Linked DNA regions of Homo sapiens: region 2 is linked to region 1. Evidence: chromatin loops called from intact Hi-C (ENCODE). Cell type or tissue: thyroid gland. All regions are shown on one strand. Each heading gives the region's core, and the rest is flanking DNA. Links, peaks and the distances in the headings are about the cores only.

Evidence for each region. A loop is a pair of places that touch in the nucleus more often than their neighbours do. Peaks named below come from ENCODE experiments on the same cell type or tissue, not always from the same donor. Only the 100,000 strongest peaks of a DNase experiment are listed, where the experiment ranks them.
Region 2: it touches region 1 in a loop (3-fold over the local background); 4 of 110 quality-filtered maps call a loop at or near these places.

Annotation. Positions count from the first base shown.
Region 1 is chr2:111,094,211-111,097,133 of GRCh38, reverse strand. The region is part of intron 17 of ACOXL (acyl-CoA oxidase like); the gene reads right to left. Among named protein-coding and RNA genes, the nearest start is that of ACOXL-AS1, 20 kb to the left of the region's middle. In thyroid gland, for the core only: no CTCF peak of the experiment used is centred there; a DNase peak (open chromatin) is centred at 1,523.
Region 2 is chr2:110,823,698-110,826,620 of GRCh38, reverse strand. The region is part of intron 9 of ACOXL (acyl-CoA oxidase like); the gene reads right to left. Among named protein-coding and RNA genes, the nearest start is that of ACOXL, 93 kb to the right of the region's middle. In thyroid gland, for the core only: no CTCF peak of the experiment used is centred there; no DNase peak of the experiment used is centred there.

The DNA of each region.
Region 1 (2,923 bases), core at 161-2,660:
AGGAAAATGGGAACCCAGAGAAATAAACAAGTCAGAAAATTGCATTTTCCCTGAAGGTGTTTGCCATTTCCAGAAAATCTGAATTTTCACTGACAGCTTGATGGTGGTCAGGCAGGTGACAGGAGGTAATAATAGTAAAAAATCAGGGTCAGCACTAAGCAAGAAATTTGACAGCAGATCCTCACCGTGACAAGCTGGGATGTCAAAGAGCTATATCCACAGGGGGAGGGTAAAAACATTGCTACCCTTATTGTGAGTATCTGAGTCTTCCAGAAAAGCCCAAGCCTTGAATTTGGTTTAAGGTAGGTGTCAAACTGAGAGTGTTTTCAGAGGCCTTTCAAAGGAAAATTACCTTCGATTAGGACTTCATGTACATCTTACACATTATTTCTCAAAACAAATGACCAACACACAATAAAAGACAACCAGACACACAGAAGAAACAAGACACAAAAATAAATAGACTTGTAAAGATTTTAAGGTATCGGAATTATTAGCTACAGACTATAAAACAGCTAAGTTTCAACGTATAAAAAATAAAATACAATATTGAATATATCTTTGGGGAACAGGAAACGAAAAAGTGACATGCATGATATAAAAACAAATTTTTGCCTGTAATCCCAGCACTTTGAGAGGCTGAGGGGGGCAGATCACGAGGTCAGGAGTTCAAGACCAGCCTGGTCAACATGGTGAAACCCCGTCTCTACTAAAAATACAAAAATTAGCTAGGCGTGGTGGCACGTGCCTATAATCCCAGGTACTTGGGAGGCTGAGGCAGGAGAATGGCTTGAATGGGGACCCGGGAGGCAGAGGTTGAAGTGAGCTAAGATCAGGCCACTGCACTCCAGCCTGGGCTACAGAGCAAGACTCTGTCTCAATAATAATAATAATAATAATAATAATAATTTTAAAAATAAAAATTCTAACAATTGGAATTAAAAACTGGGAGGATGGGGTAACCAGAATGTTAGATGCATCTGAAGAAAGAATCAGTAAATGTGGAGAGCTATCATGTGAAAACACCTGGACCCTTGTTAGTAATACCAATCAGCCCAGCCTCCTCTAATCTTCTTTGCAAGCACATTCTCATTTAGCACTTTCAATTGACCAAGGGTCCCAGATATTTTTTGTGAAGAATGGCTGCAAATCATTTCTCTAAAGCCTTGAGATCCCTGCAAAGAGGTATGGTGGCAGTGGGAAAGGAAGGATTTGTGCCAGTTCTACTATCCTCTCCCCTTTGGGGACACCAGCAAATGGGATGAGTACTCAGGGTTGCCAGCTCAGAGATGTGACAAAGAAGGCTTTGAGATGTCCTATAGCCCTACAGATAAAGCTTGTTCCAAAGTGGCTGGCTCCTGCCTGCTTATTTCCCAGGCTGTTAAGAGGATCCAATAAGTGAGAAGTGTGGAAAGCATGTGGCACTGTAAGAATACAAAAGCAGTCCGGGTGCAGTGGATCACGCCTGTAATCCCAGCACTTTGGGAGGCCAAGGCTGGCGGATGACTTGAGTCCAGGAGTTGGAGATCAGCCTGGACAGCATGGCGAAACCCTGTCTCTACTAAAAATACAAAAATTAGTCAGGCATGGTGGCGGGTGCCTATAATCCCAGCTACTCAGGAAGCTGAGGCAAGGAATCACTTGAGCCCGGGAGGCCGAGGTGGCACTGAGCTGAGATCATGACACGGCACTCCAGCCTGGGTGACAGAGCAAGACTCCAACTCAAAAAAAAAAAAAAAAAAGAAAAAGAAAAATAAATACAAAAGCACTTCAATGTTTTATATGAAAGTTCATTTCCTTCACTAAATATTCCTCTGATATATTGCATATTGTTTATCTAATTCTGTGTCACTGAAATACCTGGTGGCACAGATTTAAAATCTTCCCTTATGTAGGTTTTTTTTTTTTTTTCTAATTAAAAAGTATTCTTCCATCTTCCCAAAGTGGGCACTCTCTTTGTGGGAAATAGTCTTCAAAGATAGCTGCCATCAATTCTTTCCTTCCCAGCATGTACATGCTACTCCTCACATCAAGCGGTAAAGTCTCTCCTCCAGCTGTGAATCTGTGCTGGCACTGTGACTTCCTCTGACTGATAGAATTCAGTGGAAGTAACACTGTTAGTTCTGGGCCTGTCCTTTATGAAGGCTGGCATCTTCTACTTTCTCATTCCTGGAAGCCATCAAATAAAACATTCGACCACCCTGAAACTACCCTACTGTGAATAGGCCCAAACTAGGCTACATGGAAGGAGACAATTACCCGTCTGTTCCTGTCATCCTAGCTGAGCTGCCAGCCATAAGAATGAAGAAGTCTTTGTGAACCCTTAGCCCCAGCAGACACCACATTGAGCAGAAGCACTGTCTGTTAATAGCTGAACTCTGTCTAGAATGCAAAATCATGAGAAATGATGCTGTGGCTTGAATGTATCCCCCAAAGTTTATGTGTTGAAAACTTAATCCCCAATGCAACAGTGATGAGAGGTATGACTTTTAGAAGGTGAATAGGACATGACAGCTCTGCCCTCATGAATGGATTAATGCTGTCATCTCAGGAGTGTTTCCTAATAAAAGGATAAGTTCAACCCCTCCCTTCCTTCTCTCTCGCTTTCACCCTCTCTTGCTCTTCCCTTCCATGGGATGGTGCTACATGGAGGCTTTTGCCAGACGTGGGCCCCTTGACCTTGGACTTTCCATCTTCCAGAACTGTAAGCAATGCATGTCTTTTCTTTATAAATTACCCAGTCTATGGTATTCTGTTACAGCAGCAAAAAATGGACCAAGACAAATAATAAGTGGTGGTTGTTTTAAGTCGTAAGTTTGGAGTCATTTGTTATACAGAAATACATTACTGTAGCATCATTACATATACTTTTCTCTGTAACCTCCGTTTTCCTGAAAAGGAAAAATGTTCTTCAAGGTTCTCC
Region 2 (2,923 bases), core at 226-2,725, 270 kb after region 1:
CAAAGTGTGCTTCTCTGTATGTGGAAACAGGCCATTTAATGCATCTGAAATACAAGGTTCAGATTAGAATCTGGGTCAGGCAAGAGGTCTGGGCAATAACACACCTATGGGTGGCAACCACTGGACACTTTCTACACGTCAAACATGGTGCCAAGTGCTGTACCTAAGCCCATCAACTCTGAGAAGGAAGCATGACTCTTCCCATTTTGTGGATGGAGTGACAAAGGTTCAGAGAACATGCTATCTTGCCTAAGGTCACACAGCTAGAAGGTGACTGAATACCTGGGGATATTTGGGATTGGCATCTTGCAGGCCTTGAGTACAATATTAAATATTGGGAACTTTTAACCCTAGAGACAATAGGGAGATGCCGAAGGTGTGTGAACAAGGGGCGCTCAGTGATGATTCTGAAAAGTTATTTGCAAAAGAGGAATTATAGGAGAGGGCAGCAAAAAGATGAAGCTTTCCTTTAATGTGCTATATTTTTATCCAAAGTGGCCTTTTATTATTTGCTGATAGAAAATTAATTTGGAAACAGGCAATTAAATAAAGCCACTGAAATTTGATGGGGGTTGTTGTGGCTGTCACTGTCCTTTTGTATCAGACTTGCCTAGCTCCTCTCAGCTGATCACTCTGGTGCAATCACTGAGACTTCTGAATACTCAGCACCCCTCATTATCTTTCTCTCCTCCACACCTTCCTCCTGCTGATGTGCTCAGAAACATGGTCCAGGCCTCTAGTCAACCAGAAGGACAAAGAAACCATGCTACTCCCAAATAAATGAATATTTTTCAGGATTCCAAGAAAAATCTCCACTGTGGCTGGGGGCCCAAGACATTTATCCACTAAGGCCTCAAAGCATTGCATGGGGTACAAGGACATTTGATGCAGCCTGTCTCTAAAACAAAAAACCTTGCAAACGGCATAAATGCTCACCAGGAGGGGTCTGCTTATAGTGGACTACTATGTACTATTAAAAAGATTAAGGATATTGAAATCCCCTGTTTGATTCATGGGAAAAAATTAAGGATGTTGTCTACATGCTAATTTGGAAAAAAATCTCCAAGAAACAGTGTTCAGTGAAAAAAGCCGGAGGACGTCCACTTCTGGTGTGGCAGTGTGAGCCCCCTGCAGACCAACCCTCCCATGAATAAAAATGATAAAGTCAGGGCAAAATAAGAAAAATGACTACTGAGGATTCTAGAGAGTAGAACCAAGCAGATAGATTATAGAGGGGAGTCCAAATTTGAAGTAGAGAGTGGCACAGGGTAGCTTTCCGGTTTTTTAATTGTTATTTCCTGATTTTTGCCCTGAAAGCAGGACACAGTTGAAAACTAGTTCAGTATAAGTGGCTAAAACTCTGTGAAAAAATCTGTTGTCTTTCTGTTTGAAGGAACCAGGAAAATTGAGCAAAGGCAACCATGGTCACTGGAGTGTGAGGAGCAATCAAAGAGAACAAAGGTTAGAAGAAGTAGATCCCCTAATTCTGTGCATGAACTCTGGATGAATCTCAGGCTGACCACTAAATTAGCATTCATGGGACAAACTCAAAGCAATGTAGCAAAGGCTTAAAGAATTGAACTGAGACTTGAACCCACAAAAGACAAAGGTCAAGGTCAGGCCTTGAGTCTGGGTTAATTGCCTGCTATAACAAACCATCAACTTTCTTCAGAAGAGTATTATGTAATTCAGAGTCTCCAAAACACAACAATCATAACGTCCAAGACACAATCCAAAGTTTCTCATTTACAAAGAATCGGGAAAATGTAACCCATTCCCAAGATAAAAGACAATCAGTAAATGCCTACCCAAAGATGATCCAGATGTTGGAATTATTAGATAAGGGCTTTAAAGCACATATTATTGCCATACTCCATGAGGTCAAGGAAAATATGCACTAATTAATGAAAATATAGGGAATCTTAGCAGAGAAATGGAAGATAAAAACAAGAAATAAGCAAAAATTTTAGAATGAAAAAATACAGTATCTGAAAATAAAAGTTCACTGAATAAGCATAACAGCAAAATAGAAATGAAAAAGGAAAAATTCAGTGAGCTTGAAAAGACATTAATATAAATTACCCAAAAGAGAGAGAAAAAGAGACTTAAAAATGAACATCAAAGAAGATACAAATGAAAAGGTATTCCATATCAATGAATTAGAGGATTCGAGGTTGTTAAGGTGTCACTTTATGGGACCCTAACAGAATCCCAATCAAGTTCCCACCAAGTTATTTTCTAGATATTGGCAAACTGGTTCTAAAATTTATTTAAAAATGCAAAAGACCTAGAAAAGCCAAAACAATATTGAAGTAGGACAAAGTTGAAGGATTCACATTAGATTATTTCAAGATGATAGTAATCAAGACAGCAAGGCATTGGAGAAAGAATAGACACCTAAGTCAATGAAACAGAAGAGAGAATTCAGAAATATCCCCACATAAATATAATCAACTGAGTTGACTATATTTGTATATAGACACAGACCTTACACCTTAAACAAAATTCCCTTAAATTGGTCAAGAACCTAAATGTAAAATGCAAAACCATAAAACAAAGGATAAAATCTATATGGCCTTGGGTTTGTGATGAATTTTTAGATATAGCACCAAAAGCACAATCCATGAAAGAAAAAACAAACAAATTAGACTTTATTAAAATTAAAAACTTCTGCCCTATGACACTGTTAAGACAATAAAAAGCCAGAGATTGGAAGAAAATCTCTGCAAAACACATACCTAACAAAGGACTGATATCCAAAACATACAAATAACTCTTAAAACTAACAATAAGAAAACAAGCAACTCAACTGAAAATAAAAATGGGCAAAAAGATCTGAACAGATACTTGCCAAAAATATATATTCAGAGGGCAAACATGCACATGAAATGATGCTCAACATCATTTGTCATCAGGGAAATGC